2 separate regions of the Homo sapiens genome follow, and region 2 is linked to region 1. The links are chromatin loops, found by intact Hi-C in ENCODE. Cell type or tissue: PC-3. All regions are shown on one strand.

Region 1 (8,000 bases):
ATTACACGAGTACAACAAACCTTATGCCTTTGAAGTATTGAGTGGTTAAACAAGTGTGACTAAAGAAATCAACAAAATGCAATTGTGCTTATGTATCTCAAGAACAAGTGTTTCTTTAAGTACCCTTTAGCTACCACCCAACTCTTATTCCCATTAGTCAGTGAACTGCTATGGGAAACTGCAATGAGAGTCATCCTAAGTCAGGGTTTCTCAACCTCAGCACACTGGTATTTTATGCCAGAGAAGTCATTATTTTGTGGGGCTGTTCTGTACATCGTATGATGTTTAGCAGTATCCATCAGGCCTAACTACTAGAAGCTAGTAGCACATCCTCCGTGTTGTGAAATTAAAAAAAAAAATAGCCAACTTTGTCAAATGTCCCTTCAGGGGCAAATTATCCCTGTTTGAGAACCGCTGCTATATGATACGTTGGGAAACCGAGGACACTGGAGAGGTCATCAGTGGAAATTGTTGTTCCACATAACATTTCTTACTTTAAAAGGATCTGTAAAGAATACAGAATATCATATTTACAAATACAAACATTGATTTTTATAAAAGAGATTTCCATGTGGATTCAATGGCTGATCCTCATCTCAGACTCCTTGAAAAGCCTTGCATTTAGGGACTTGGGGTAGAAAAACAACCCAATCAAGAAGGGAGAGAAGATCATTCAGAAATGTAGGCTGAGACTCACAGCTTAGAATAGCTGTGCTGGTAAGGGAAGAATTTTAGGGACATAACTCCCAAAAGAGAGAAAGAAGAGGATATGGGCCAGCCATGGCCCCAGGGAGAAGCAACAATTATTGACTAGCATCAGAGGCTCAAACTGAGGCAGGCTGACCTCTGGGAGTAAGGAGGGATGGAAGGTGAGTCAGTGGAGCAGGAGAGAAAACCAATTTGGGGAAGCTTTGCTTAGAAAGGAATGAAAGTTAGGGCCTGATAGGTAAAGCAGAAGAAAAGGAAAATTTAAATACTGTCTTCACAGAATGATTCCAGAACTTGACAGGCCAGATTGTAGCACAATTAAAGGTGTAAAAAGTTGTATGGCTAAAGGAATTTAACCACTTTGAAGTTTATACACCACACAAAGCAAAGAGAGGAGGTAATTGGCCAGAACTCTAGTTTTGGTTGTTTTAGAGCATGGAAAGAAAAACAGTCACAGGATGGATCTTCCTTTCTTGCTGGCACTTCTTTGAGAAATCACAAGAAAGAAGAGGCCTTTCTAAGGCTTTGGAGAGCCAGATGGTTCTTTAAACATGGACTTTCCTCAGGCCTTTAGCCAGGGAAGTCCTGTGCTAGTAAAAATTTAACAACTGACTTTCTGGGACAAAACAAAACCCTCTAATTTGTGATGTTTACTGATCTCCATGGTGTGAATACTTTCACATGGCTCATTTCTAGCTAACATCAAGAAGTCACTGAACAAGGAATTGGGAAGAGCTGCATTCAATTGGTCTTGCTTGCCTGTGTGACCCAGTGTGAGCTGGTTTCAGCACACCAGTGTAGTCTTGGTCTCCTTTGTCATTTTTTTCTGAATGCCGTCTTTCCAGTATGCAGGCTTTGACTAAGCATTTAGGCAGAACTGAAACATTCAAATTAATGCCATTTCAGGTACCCACTGGTCTCAAGGTGGTAGTTTCTATCTTTGTGACTTGCCATCCATACCACCCCTTTCGACGTACACTGCTTTCTAGCAGCAGAAAGCCAGCTTGAAACTTCTGTGACAAATGAGGTCCACCAAAAATTTTTAGAACAACAAAAAATAAACTAGTAGGGAAAAAGTGGCCTAAATAAATGGGTCATGCAAGTAGAATTAAAATTGTAATTTTTGCTATTTGGTGATTTGGAGAAGACTTAGCTTTTATGCATTTTGACAGAGTAGCAGCTGTTGTTATCTCTGTAACCGGGGTGTCAGAAGTAAAATGTCAAAGGTAGAGGCACTTCCTGCTTGGTTAGTCATCTGCATTTCCTGACAAAGGCCCAAGAGGAAATGGTTTCTATTCCTTGAGAAAGAAGCAAGGGAGGGGCAAGGACAGGAGTCCTGGCTGAATTCACTGTATCTAAAAGTCTTTCATTCTGCTGAATTTACATCATGAGACTGAGGCCTTGTAAAAGCTTCCTAACATAAGAAAAATGGTCTTGGATAAAACCTTCATGTTCCTTTGTCTTTTGTTTTTTGTGCATTACTAGGATTTCAGGAGTAAAATTTCATACACCAGTGTTATTAATTTAAGAATCCAAGTGGCCACACTCATCATATAGTCTGATTGTCCACTTCTGAAAACTTTTGGGGAGTATTTTTAAAATAATACATTTCAAGTACCCATTGTCTCAAGGTGGTACTTTCCATTTTTGTGTCTTTCCATATATAGTGCCCCTTAGAATATACAGGAATGGTACACTCCAGCAGCAGAAAGCCAACTTGAAACTCCTGGGTCACATACAGTCTATCAAAGATTTTTAGAACAAAAAAATAAACTAATAGGAGTTAGTTTATTCCTATGCTATCAAAATATATTTAAAAATTAACAGTGAATAATGAAGAGGCAAAAACCTATAACATGAGACACACCTACACAATTTCGTCTTTTTCATTCTAGCATTTTTACTATTTTTTTCTACTATGTTGTTTTATCCCCCAAGTGTTTAGAACAGTGAAATGTGTTTCCAGTTTATATTCTCTTTATGAAAAACAGCATTACTGAATAGATGCCAATGAGAAAAATAAACTATTAATATACCCTCTCTTTTTACCTCTTGGTTCCCAACTCCATAAATCAAAGATTTGAATACAGTCTGGTACAAGAAGTGAGAGTATTTAATTCCTAAATTTGAACTCAAGTAAAGGTGTGTGGGCTGGAGAGCTCTTTGGAAAGTGGGAGCAGACCTTTTTGTTTGTTTAACAACTGGATGATGTGGAGTTACCTCATTAGGCCCATGCAGGTTTAATGATGATTTACAGAGAATGCATTGGTAAGTCCCTGCAGAGGGCAAAAAAATGATTTTCCTTGACGATTTCTAAGACATTTGTATCCTCTTCTCCATAATTACCCCATTGGGTTTTGACTCTCTTAATAGCACAGGCATTTTCCTAAACATTTGCATTTTTTTCTGTTATTAATCCTCTTGCACAATGCTCAGTGATTTTTCTTGTTGGAGATCCTATTGCCAGTTTTCACTGGCTCTCACTCATACAGAGCTGGGGGTCATGAGATTTTTATCTTCTACCCCTTATAGCATCTATCCCAGTTGCTAAGAATGCCACTGATAGCTGGCATTTTCAGGATTTGACAATCTACCTTGCCCTTTCACAAACATTTGCTAAGTTGTTCATCACCTCCCTGTGGAGGAAACAGGAGAGAATTTTATTAGGTAGGGTGATACAAGGGGAATCCACACATTGGGAACAATATTGAGTAGCCAGGTTGAAGGTACAGGTCAATCAGCAGTTGTCTTAAAGCTTTCCTAGTATTCTGCTTGCTATTCCCACTCCTTTTGTTTATCTGAAAATATTTATTATCTGTTCAGACAGTGTAATTCACTGGGATGAAGCTCAACACAGGGAATCCCGCATGCCCTTTTCTCATAGAACATTTTAAAATTACCTTTGTAGTTGTGGTTTAGCAGGACAAAACTGGAACCATTCCCCATGTGTCATCTATGTCATCTTGGTTCTCCCCTTGCCTGTTGCTGCTAGAAAATGGGTCAGGTATTTATGGCTCAACATAGCATCCCTGGTGCCAGGATGATCCAGTTGGCCTAAGGCAGAAGGAAGCTCAAACAAAAAGGCAACATCACCAGATTGGTTCCGTGGGAGCATAAGCCTCTGAATTTGAGGTTCAGGTCACATTTCTTGGCATGATCTTCCAGTTTTATGTGCTAGCAGCAAGCAAGTGGGTTGTTAGAGTACTAGGACTGAAGTGGGCTAAAATAAAATTGGATTATGAAAGATATTCCAATGGTCAATGACACTTATACATTTTCATGAAATAAAACAAACAACTTTCTCCTTTGAATTGAGGTAGAATCATTTCAACATCCACTCTCATGATCCATCCATGCATGAAGATGTCAATTTTTTTCATATTCCACAAGACACTCACTCTCTTATCATTGGCAAATTCAGAGAGTGTTTACTAAAAGCTATGTCTATTAGGGAGGCAGTGAGGGTGTTGAGGGATTCTGGTAATAGTAATGATGTTATTATCACAGCTCAACTGAGCCTCAGAGTGACTTTCCTGATGTTCACAATTGGTCAAGAGTAAAGATAGAGTTTGAATCCAATTCTTTTGATATCAGGCCTCCTAACTTTGAATCCAATTTTCTGTCCTCTATGGAACTGTTGGTGCCTGCATATAGAGTATTCAATAAAGGTTTGCTGAACTAGATTGAATAAAACTGAAGGCCAAAGGGAGTTTTAGCCCTGCCTTTCCAATGAAGGCAATTTCCTATTGACCAGACTCTCACCTTTCTGTTCTGCCTCTGAGTTCATTTGATAAGAGACTTGATTTGGGCTTGTTTTAGCAGATAAGTTGAGTTAATATTTATTTTAGGAAAGTGGGATTAGTGAAGATAGGTAGGGAATGAATTATACATTCTCTGAGCAACTGAAGGTCATTAGGAAAACATGCAGCTGCCGGAGATTTCCGGGTAAGGCTTGCACAGTGGGGGCTGGAGGTGATTTCCAAATGTTGTGGTTTCTATTTATTGGAGTTACTTTGGAAGTGGTGAGCTGGGACAATTACGCTGTTAATTCAGATAAAAGGGAACTTTTTAATAGAGAGAGTGACAAATCACTATGTAAATATGGAGAACGCAGCTTCCAAGACTGGCAGACAGTGCAAGGTATGGGGACGTGAGAATCATAGGATTTGAGTGTTTTGCTGACTCTGTATGAGTCAGAAACCAAAAGAGGGGCATGAAGTGAGAGAACCAACTCAACTAGCAAAAGAGACCCGGCAAGGGGAGCCATTCTAATGCAGAATCCAAAAAGTGTATACAACTCAGGGAGCATTTAGAATAATGTTAGCACTAGAAATTTTTGTTTTGTTTTGTTTGAGAAGCAAAAAATATTGTGTAGACAGAAACTAAAGGTTGTTATTAGGCAATAATAATAGCTAGTAGATCATTCTTTATCCTCACATCTCATGTGCCAGGCACTGTGCTATGTACTTTGCATTAATCTGCACGTTAAATCTTCACAGCAGGCTGGGCATGGTGGCTCATGCCTGTAATCTCAGCACTTTGGGAGTCCGAGGCAGGCGGATCAAAAGGTTAAGAGATCGAGACCATCCTGGCCAACATGGTGAAACCCTGTCTCTACTAAAAATACAAAAATTAGCTGGGCGTGGTGGCACATGCCTGTAGTCCCAGCTACTCAGAGACTGAGGCAGGAGAATCGCTTGAATCTGGTCGGCGGAGGTTGTGGTGAGCTGAGATCGCACCACTGCACTCCAGCCTGGAGACAGAGTGAGACTCCACTATGTCTCAAGAAAAAAAAAAAAAAATTCTCACAGCAGCCGTATAGACTAGACACAATCAGAAAATGTACAGATGGGAAAAACATTCTAAAAATTTGATTTCTTTGCTCACATTCGTAAGCCCCAAGTGAAGAGCCAGAATGCAAACTCAGGCCCAGTTGATGTCAATTATTTTTGTGTTTGTCATGTAGAAGAGCACTTCACAGCACGCGGTGTGCCTCTTTGGAAAGGAAAACCAGAGAGGAAGCATGAGTCTTGTTTTGAGTGTCCCACAGGGAAATGAATTTGAAACACTACAGTTCTGGGGTTTTACGGTTTCTAGAGTCCTTTTCTGTGACAGGGAAATCTTCATTTTTGTGCGAAGAAATATCCAGCCCTTATCAGCTGATTTGGCTGAGATTTAGAAACTTTTCTTTATCTGTTTAAGATTGATGCAGAAACAGAGCAAATGTGAACAGGTGAGCAGCGTTGACCAGATGTTCCAGTGAGAGAGCTAGTGACAACAAAGGGAGGATAAAGCTGGTGTGGGTGCTGTACATAGTCCACTTGACAAATGTTTGTTGAGTGCCTGCCATTTTCTAGGCAATGTCTTAGGCACCAGAACACAACCCATGCAGCAGGGAACTTAGCCACAGTGTAAAAGGAGTAGAAGCTTTGGTGGTAGGCAAGTCCCAGCACAGTCACTAACCAGCTAAGTGGCTTTTGGGCATATGACTTAGCCCCTCCAAGCCTCCATTTTCTCATCTCAGAGAGACATGATGAAGCCCAGCTCTGCGGGTCACTGTGAAGAATAATGTACATAAAATGCCTGGCCCATAGTAGACACACAATTAAACAGTAATAATAACCCTATTAATTGTTAAGGGTTTAATTCCTCTTAGAAAGTTCATGCCCAGTTTCTTCACAGGGCAACACAATGCCAACTTCCTCTAAGTCCTTGCAAGTTTTCTACAGAATCTAGATGTTTCACCGTGTTTCCTGGAGGATGCTAAGTATCAGTGGATTCCCAGGATGTTAAATTCTACATTCCTGAACTCTACACACCTTCTACCCTCCTCTTTCCTCCCACATGGTATGGTTGATGTGATGGTTAATTCTGTTTGTCAACATGGCTGGGTCACAGGGTACTCAGATGTTTGGTCAAACGTTGTTCTTGATGTGCATGTGGGAGATTCTGAATGGAATACTACACTGGAATTCATAGGCTGAGTAAAGCACATTGTCCTTCTTAATGGGTACAGGCCCTCAGCTAATTAGTTGAAGACCTGATTAGAACAAAAATCCTCACCTTCCTAAGAGTATGAGGGAATTCCTTCTGACTGACTGCCTTGAGCTGGGACATGTTGTTTGCCTCCCTTCAGACTTGAACTGAAACACTGGCTCTTTCTGGGTCTTGACTCCACTGGCTTTCAGACTGGAACTTACACCATTGGGTTATCAGGCCATTAAACTTACACTGGAACTGCACCATAGGCTCCTCTAGTTTTCCATCTTGCCAACTACATATTTGGAACTTGTCACCATCTGTAATTGTGTGAGTCAATTCCTTATAATACACACACACACACAAACAGACACACACACACACACACACACACACACATCCTACTAGTTCTGTCTTCCTGGAGAACTCCGACTTAAACAAATGAGGGTACTGAAAAACAGAGACGGAAGTTTCCCAAAGTTATGCTAGTGCCCAAGGAAGAAGAAAGGATAGTTCTTGGTTCTCAGTTCAGAGCTGCTTCTGTGTAATTCTTCCTGCTGCCTCGCATGATAAATACTACTTCATAATTAAAGAGGAAAGGAAGCAGATTAGATATCTCCTTTACAAAACAACATGAAACCTAAATTTGGCAGCCATAACCCTACCAAAGACAGGCCCTGCGAATATCCAAGACAGGGAAGTGGCCTACCCTGTACTCAACACATACTGTGTACCCTGCATGCTCACCTATATCTCTTTTAATCCACACGAAAAATATACTCTTGTCCCCATTTTTAAATGAGGACATTGGAACTCAGAAGATAAGATAATCAAGGCCACAGACCTGGTAAGTTATAAGGGCCACTTCTGCCTGAATCCAGAGCTCATATTCTCTCCGTGATGACAAACTGACTCTTTAACACTGGGCCAAGGCATGGATAAGGCAGACTCCAAAGTTTCTTCCTCAAATTCCTAGAAGGAGAGAGCTTAAGAAGCCTGAGGATATATGAGACAGCTGGGTTCTGTGTATGACCCTGATTTGGAGCTCCCAGCTCCTGTCTGTCCCTCATTATCATTAGCCACATATGTCTGCAAGTTACACATGAGTCTGGGAAGATGCCGGGACCTGGCGAGCAATGCTTGTTTTATAGCCAAGCACATCTGCTTCCTGCAGCCTTCCAAACCCTTTAGCTACTGACTGCTGGGCTGGTGAATTATCTCCCTTCAGACCTGGGAGGGAGCTGCCTGCATCTCCTTTCCAGGGAAGAAAGATCTCTTCTCTCTCTCTCCCCCTACTTGTCGATCCCCTCCTT
Region 2 (8,000 bases), 70 kb before region 1:
TGTCCTCTTTAATTTCTTCATCAGTGTTTTGTAGTTTTTAGTGTACAAGTCTTTTATCTTCTTGGTTAAGTTTATTCCTAAGTATTTTATGCTTTTTGAAATTTTATAAATGGGATTTACTTAAAAATTCATTTTTAGGTAGTTCATTCTTAATGTATAGAAATATAACTGATTTCTATATACTGATTTTGTGTCCTGAAATTTACTGAATTGATTTATTAGTTCTAATTGTTCTTTTGTGAAGTCTTTAGTTTTTTTTTACATGTAAGATCATGTCATCTGCAAACAGAAAAATTTACTTCTTCTTTTCCAATTCTGGTGATGTTTATTTCTTTTTCTTGTCCTATTGCTCTGGCTAGGATTTCCAGTACATGTTGAATACAACTGATGAAAGTGGATATCTTCAACTTGTTCCTGTTCTTGGAGGAAAAACTTTCATATGTTCACCATTGAGTATTATATTAGCTGTGTGATTTTTATTCACATATATCAATTATATCTCAACAAAGCTGTTAATACATAAAAGAGACTCTGATCGGAGAATATTTAGAAATATTAATAAAAGTTTCAGGCCCAGGCTGCTAATGATGATGGTAATGGTGTGTGTTTAGAGTTAAGCACATTTGAAATGCAATGCTATATCTTTGTGGGAGAAGGGGATGAGACAGTTTTTATTGCTCTGGGTCCTTGAGATTAGGTGGTGAGAACAAGATGAAAAGTGCCTTATGGGAGGATCCTTAGGTTATGTGGCAAAATGTGTACAAGGACTAAATTCCTCTTCCCAGTGAAAATCCTGGAAGACAGCAAGAGCAGGGCATGAATAAACTAGCTCTGTTTATTCTGAAGGATCAAAGAGACTCACCTAGAATACATCATGGGTGAAGCTTCAGAAATTCATTACATCCAACCCATTCATTTTTCAGAGAAGAAATCTATGGCCTCGTGTAGAAGGGTTTGGCAGGCAAAATAACCTACCTATGATCAAGTACTCATAGCACAGGCAAGAAGCAAACTAAGAGTGAGCTTGTGTCTGGGTGACACCTTCATCATTTCCACCATCATGCTCTTGGGAAAGTATATGTTTTTTCTGAAGTACTTTAAAGGCTCATGTTAATTTTTTCTGTTTGACTTCAAATGACAAAAGAGTTAAGTGGTTTGAAATTATAAAAAAATACTCAAATGAATATATAGAACATTTTCTAGGAGTTAGAGCTGTACAAAGATGGAACAAGTCAGCACATCATAGATCAAAATTTAGTGAGCATGGTTTTGGGGAGGTGATAAGTCCTCTTAACTACAAGGATTCAAGAATGGCATGACATTCTTGAATGTCTGAGCTGGGGTAAGCTCAGAGATGTTTCCCCAGCATTGCCTTGGTAGATGGCTGGGAGAAACTTGAAAATCACAGGATCTTAGTGAGTCTGAGGAAGGCTTGGAAGAGTAGTCAACTCTTAATGGGACACCTGTCCCATTAAGTTAGCACAGAATAATTGAGAGGGAGGTGTTCTTGAAGACCTCAAATAGTCCAAGACCATTCTCAACCAAGGATGGTAGACTCTAAGAACTCAAAAAATATTTACTGTTCCTATTGTTTTTTATCAGCTGGCCTTTCTTTGAGAATATTAGGTGATGAAATGAAACTACTTCATGAATGCACTGTAACATAATGAAAATACATAGGCTTTTAGGATCAGTCAAAATTCATTTCAAGTTTTGGCTTAATCATGTAATAGCTCAATAGCTCAAGGAAAAGGGCTTAACTCTCTTGAGACTCTGCTTTTTCATCTGTGTGATGGAAATTAAGATTTGTCTCAGATGGGTGCTGCAAAGGTTTACCAAGGTGGCATGTAATACAACTAGTCTAGAGCCTCATCTCTGGGGTTAACACCCTTTGCCAGCCTCCATTGTTGGGCAGCTCCCGTTGCTTAAAATATCCATTTTTTGTCCTTATTTTCAAATACTATCTGCTTACTTAATTTCTGCTTCCACCAATGGATCCCAGATACACCATTTTTATTGTTCTCACTATGCAATAGAGCTGACATTTCTGCCTCAAGTTCCCATATAGATTCTTCATGTCAGTGGGGGCATAACAAATAATATTTGACCATGCCTGCAAATTAACAGTGAAGCCCTTTTACTTTGTATTTCTAGTGGTGACAGGTACTTAATAAATGCAAAGGAGTATTACATTCTATTACAGAGATGAATACTTGTTGGTGATATAAATGAATATTGTCTATATTGCATTTCTCCAATCTTAGAATAGCATTATAAAAGGATCAATCATTTTGTCATTATGGTCTTCTTTGGCTCCAATCCAGTTTATTGGATTCCTTTAGTTTCAAGTAACAATAAAATGAATTGCCTCTTATATTGAAAGGGAAAATACCATGTTTGAGACAGAATTGAGATTTTACGGTTTAGATAAAAATGAACCTACTGAAAATACAGGTTTCTTATCCATGGGCCAGTGAATTATATGTGAATAAAGTTTATTCCTTTTCCTTATTGAGGACTGATATTATGTCACTGGAATTTGGTTTTTGAAGATGAAGATTAGCGTTTTGATTCAGATATTTCTTGTATTTTGGAAGGAGGCAATAAAAAAGATAATCTATTCTAATATCTTTGATTTATAATAGAGAAACCAAGGTCCAAGTTCAGCCCTTAAAATGGCTTTTGTGTATGCGTTATCAAGCCCTACAATGTCTCCTTTAACTTGATCTAACAGTCACAATTATAGACTCATGAAGTTTTAAAACTAGTCTGGAACTTGGTGATTATCTGGTCATACTTATTTTACAGTTGAAAAAACTAAGAGGTAAATGGTTGTTCAAGGTCACACGGAGAATTACTGGCGGACTTGACAGCAATACTCAACCACTCTAGGACTTTTCCAGATTATCTCATTTCCTCTCTCTTTTCTTTTATTCAATCAATCAAACAAGCGAGCAACCACCTGTGTCTGAAGCTTCTCCACTGTACTAAGCACTACAAAGTAATATGGACAAATGAGGCAGAGAAATAAAATACTGTCCTTTCCACGGAAGAACTTAACAATCTTAGGAGACAAGATATCTTAGGGAACAACACAAGAAGAAACTGAGAGATGATAACATCCTATGTTCTTGTGTCCCTCCATGCCCCATTTAGACACCTGCCTCTGTGCCCTCAAAAGTCTCTGTTCTCATCTCAGCTTTAGCCTTTTTCTCACAGAATTGCAGTTGTTCACTTAACTTTTCTGGTTTTTATCTTTGTTTTTATTTCTTTGCCACTTGGCAAGTCAGTGCCTCACAATTTTCTACTCACAAACTTCAGGATTTGAAGCTACTAAAAATATCAAAATGTCAGAAATTCAGAACACTTTAGCGTAAAGAAATAAAGAAACAGCTTACACAACTCAATACATTCTAACACGCTTCTCCCATCCTGGCCTCTCTCCTACCCTTTCCTTCTGTCTTAAATTTGTAATGACATTTTAATTAAAAAGTTGATAAAAATTAAACATAGAAAATAAACCCAGGAACATTTAACATTTGTACATGGAGGCTGCATTTTTACTCAGATGGAACCTCCCAGCTTGAATGATTCATTTGTGGGAGTCATACACAAGAGTTGCTTGCAAGAGGATCTTATGAGTAAATGATAAGTGAAGTCATCCTTTTCAGAGAATAAGAAGAGTTATAACTGGGGTGGAGAAGCACTTGCCCTCATCTCAAGAAGGGCCCTATGCATGGCCACAGAAGTCTGAGGCCATAGCCCGTGATTTTGGCACTGATCATGCCCTCCCTGGGGGTAGCAGGAGCCATTAGTTCAATCCTAGCATTAACTTGACCATATTTGGATAAAACATCAGTATTGATCTTAAGTACTATTAGCGAGACCTGCCTATATTACCAGTAGCCAAGGCAGCAGAAGCAGAAACAGCTGGAAAAACTACAAATTGGGGCCATCAGGGGCAGATGTATCTTGGCACTCAGGGCTACAGAACATGTGGAAAGAGGCAGCAACAGCACCTCCTGTGATTTTTATGCAAAGATTGAGGAGGGACTCAGAGCTAGCATGTCAGTTTGTTACCCTTGTGATTTTCGTCCATGCTCTTGATTATTTTTTTTTTTTGAGGTTATATGTCCAGGAGACTCAAGAGTTATGGAAGAAAATAATGGAGCAAGAAAAGATGGAGCAGAAGAAAGGGAGAATGGCCCATTATTGGGAAAATTCTGTCTATAGAAAGAACACTGTGATTGGTTAAAACAAAAGCAGCAACAATAAAATTACCAAACGCCTCTGTGTTCTGGACAGTGTGCTGGACAGAAGGGACATAGAGACAGTGGGACAAAGTCATATAACTCTATTCATATCTTTATCTTAGCTCTTATATTATAATCATCTACTTACCTGTCTTTCTAAAAAGACTGAGCTCTTCTAAGGCAAGGATACTGTCTTTTGTATCTTTGTGTCTCCAATGTATACTGTATCCTTGCTGACTATGGAACTTGCTGTGCAAACTGAGACACTTGTGAGAATGAAATGGGTGCTATAAATGATTACTCCTGGGTGATAGGCACAAACCAGGACTTTCCCAGGCAAAAGGAAGAAGCGCTGTACAGAATATGTATTTTCAAAGATAAATGCACCTCGGGTCAATTCTTTGAACTCAAGGCAAATCTTGGAACAGCCTCTGAGCTAAGCAGCAATTGACAACGGAGAGCATTTTGACTCTTTAGTTTTGTGTCAGTTGGGGCATCTTACCATTGTGCATTATTGGGTTGTGACTGTGCAGAAACCCAATAAAAAAACAGGCATGTATGAGACTAGATGTTCTACAGTCATCCAAAGAATGACAAAACCGTTTCAAGAGGAACATGATAAGATCTGCTGGCAAGGATCTTTATTGGCATCCTGGGAACTTCTGGGGTGAATGTGTGTGCTGAGCTCAAATCAGAATATCTGCAGGAAAAAAAAAAAAAAAAAAGAAGAAGAAAAAGAAGAAGAAGCCAGACCAGGAAAGTGAAAGGAAATGGATATCGCTGCTGGAGGCAACGACTAATTTAAGCAGAGTAGGAGAAAAACTCTTTTTTTTTTTCCTTTGTGCCAGTTCCTTTTACACGACTTCAGAACATTCTATGACAACCCAGCGTGCAACTTGGCACTGTCAGAAGAGTCCTGGGAAAGAAAGGAAATGCGGTAAGAAATGGAAACAGAGTATTGTTGTTGAGAGCCTGGAGACCATTTGCAGAGTATTTTGCTCAGGGGGGAGTAAGAAAATAGGAAAAACCTTAAAAAAAAAAAAAGAGTAAACAGTAAATTTCTCCCTCATCTCCATCTCTTTTCACTGGAGGCAACAAGGAAAGGAATGAATTTTCATGTTTGTCTGGGATTCTTCCTATGTAGAAAACAAAAAAAGAACTCAGTCAGATAAAACAAAAACTTTTTCCAAGACTCATCGTGGAGGGGTGGCCTTAGTGTGAAATGATGATGCCCACTGATGGCAGAAAACCTCTTTTCTTTCTACCTCAGGTTTGGCCCAGTGCCCTTTGTCTAAGTCTCTTTTTTCTGTCAACAGAAATTGAGTCTGTAGCAACTATATGTAATGGTCTTCCCATGCCTTCAGTATTTCTTTTTTCATTTTCTTTCTTTCTTTTTTTTTTTTTAACTTGAAGTTCCGGGATACATATGCAGAACGTGGAGCTTTGTTACATAGGTATACGTGTGCCATGGTGGTTTGCTGCACCTACTGATCCATCCTCTAGGTTCCCTCCCCTCAACCCCCACCCCCAACAGGCCCCAGTGTGTGTTGTTTCTCTCCCTGTGTCCATGTGTTCTCATTGTTCAACTCCCATTGATGAGTGAGAACATGTGGCATTTGGTTTTCTGTTCCTGTGTTAGTTTGCTGAGGATGATGGCTTCCAGTTTCATCCATGTCCCTGCAAAGGACATGATCTCATTCCTTTTTATGGCTGCATAGTATTCTATGGTATATATGTGCCACATTTTCCTTATCCAGTCTATCATTAATGGGCATTTGGGTTGGTTCCCTGTCTTTGCTATTGTAAATAGCACTGCAATAAACATATGTGTGTATGTCTTTATAGTACAATGATTTATATTCAACATTTCAAACAGCACATTTGAAGTAGACATGGGAGAGTTTCCAAGAGACCACTCATTCATTGTAAAATAAATAAATAAATAAATAAAGGTGGTGGGGGGGCGGTTTGAGTGTCTTTTCTTTTCTGTAAAGGAATAGTAGCTCACTCTGATGCAGTGCTGGACACCCAACAGTATGCTCAGAGGGTTACAGTTTCTGCTCCCACAATGGTACTGTGGCTTGCACTGGCAGAGATTGAGGGTGATCATATCTTGTTCTCATGCCTTTTTTTCTTGGTTGCCTTCTCTTCTCTCTGCTTGGTTAAACATGTGAGCTTGTAGCCCTTCAAAGACTAGTACACATCAGTCTCTTCCCTTCCTCCCATGCTTCTTGCTGGGACTATGGTATGTATATCCTTGGCTTGCTAGGCAACTCTACTGTGTGTGTGTGTGTCTGTGTGTGTCTGTGTGTGTGTTATGTGGATGTTTTGTGCATACAAGCACGTGGTGCATATATGCACATGTGTGTCACATATATGCTACGAGTGTTGTCTAGTGTGTGGATGTATATGTGTATGCGGTATTTTACCTGTACTGGATGTGTTGTGTATGTAATGTGTGTCTGATGTACATATGATGCATTGTATACATGGTTAATGCATGTTGTGTGTATGCATGTAATATGCATGTGTTGTATATGTTTGTGTGTTGTGTGTGTTGCGTGTTCAATGTGTGTGATACATATGTTGTATATGTGTTTTGTGTGTATTGTGTGTATGTGCATCATCGGAAATGTTGAATTACTTTCTTATGTTCATCACTTTTGTTGGGCGTGCTCTAGCTTACCAATGTCTCTTTTCAGCTTTGGGCTGCTGGAACCACATTTCTTCAGATATCTCTGAGTAGTGCACAGACGGCAGGATTCCAGACTCACTATTCCTCTGCAAACAACCACTGGGTTTCTACAAGTTTATCAGCCATTTTGCATGCACAAATCTCTCCCTGGAGCCTTCATCCTCTCCCGGTTATCACTCACCAGTCTGTACTTTCTCATGGGGTTGTCAACTAATTCTCCTCTGCAGGCTCCTCACTTCCCTGTCATTCCTTAAACTGCAGTGATGCAGCCTTCCTCTGCCATCATGGCTCCACTGAAGATGGCCTCACTGTGATTAATGAAGAACTAACTGCCAAATTCACCGGACGCTTTTTAATCCTTATATTATAAAAATCAAACAATTGTAAGCATTGTCAAACTCTTCCTCCTACTTGAAATTCCTCTTGCTGAATTCTGCAGTGGCATACGGCAGTTTCTCAAATAATATTGTTTAATTCAACAATGTTTCATTATAATGTTTATGAAAAAAAATTTGATGCCCAGCTGGGGCCACTGTCTGTGTGGAGTTTGCAAGTCCTCCCCATGTCTGTGTCTGCCTGTGTTTTCTCTGAGTACTCCAGTTTCCTCCCACACATCAAAGCTGTGCACATTAGGTTTGTTGGTGTGTCTCAGTGGTCCTAGTCTGAATGAGTGTGGATGTGGGCATGAGTGTGTGCTGTGATGGGACAGCATCCTGGCCAGGGTCGGGTCCCACTTGGCTCCTGAGCTGCTAGGACAGGCTCCAGCCACCCAAGATCCTGCACTAGAATAAATAAGTAAATAATTATCTAACTTGTTTTTATTATTTTTTCTTAAACACATGCATATCTCACATTTATTTCAATGTTTAATATTAGAAGTGTTTGGAGTTTCCATTTAGAAGTATAATGATGTTTTTCTGACCAGAATATGGAGTACAAACTTAAGTCTTGTTAATATCAATTAGCCTATGGTAAAACTGGTTTTGTCACACTCACACATTGTTTTGTTTAGAGTTGCCATTTCCAAAAGCCTATTGACAATGTTAAGTGAG

Evidence for each region. A loop is a pair of places that touch in the nucleus more often than their neighbours do. Peaks named below come from ENCODE experiments on the same cell type or tissue, not always from the same donor. Only the 100,000 strongest peaks of a DNase experiment are listed, where the experiment ranks them.
Region 2: a loop joins it to region 1, with 3.0 times the contacts of the local background. A loop is called at or near these places in 3 of 110 quality-filtered maps.

What each region holds. Positions count from the first base shown.
Region 1 is chr4:14,176,630-14,184,629 of GRCh38, forward strand. The region is part of intron 1 of LOC124900670 (a long non-coding RNA gene); the gene reads left to right. Among named protein-coding and RNA genes, the nearest start is that of LINC01085, 69 kb to the left of the region's middle. RefSeq lists an enhancer at 1,876-2,170 and a silencer at 7,596-7,890. In PC-3, a CTCF peak has its summit at 4,984; DNase peaks (open chromatin) are centred at 1,982 and 4,792; H3K4me3 peaks cover 484 bases; H3K27ac peaks cover 4,594 bases.
Region 2 is chr4:14,106,988-14,114,987 of GRCh38, forward strand. LINC01085 (long intergenic non-protein coding RNA 1085) reads left to right here and starts at 4,981. Exons shown (of 3, transcript NR_033931.1): 1 at 4,981-5,190. In PC-3, no CTCF peak of the experiment used is centred here; DNase peaks (open chromatin) are centred at 3,624 and 4,844; H3K4me3 peaks cover 1,411 bases; H3K27ac peaks cover 2,654 bases.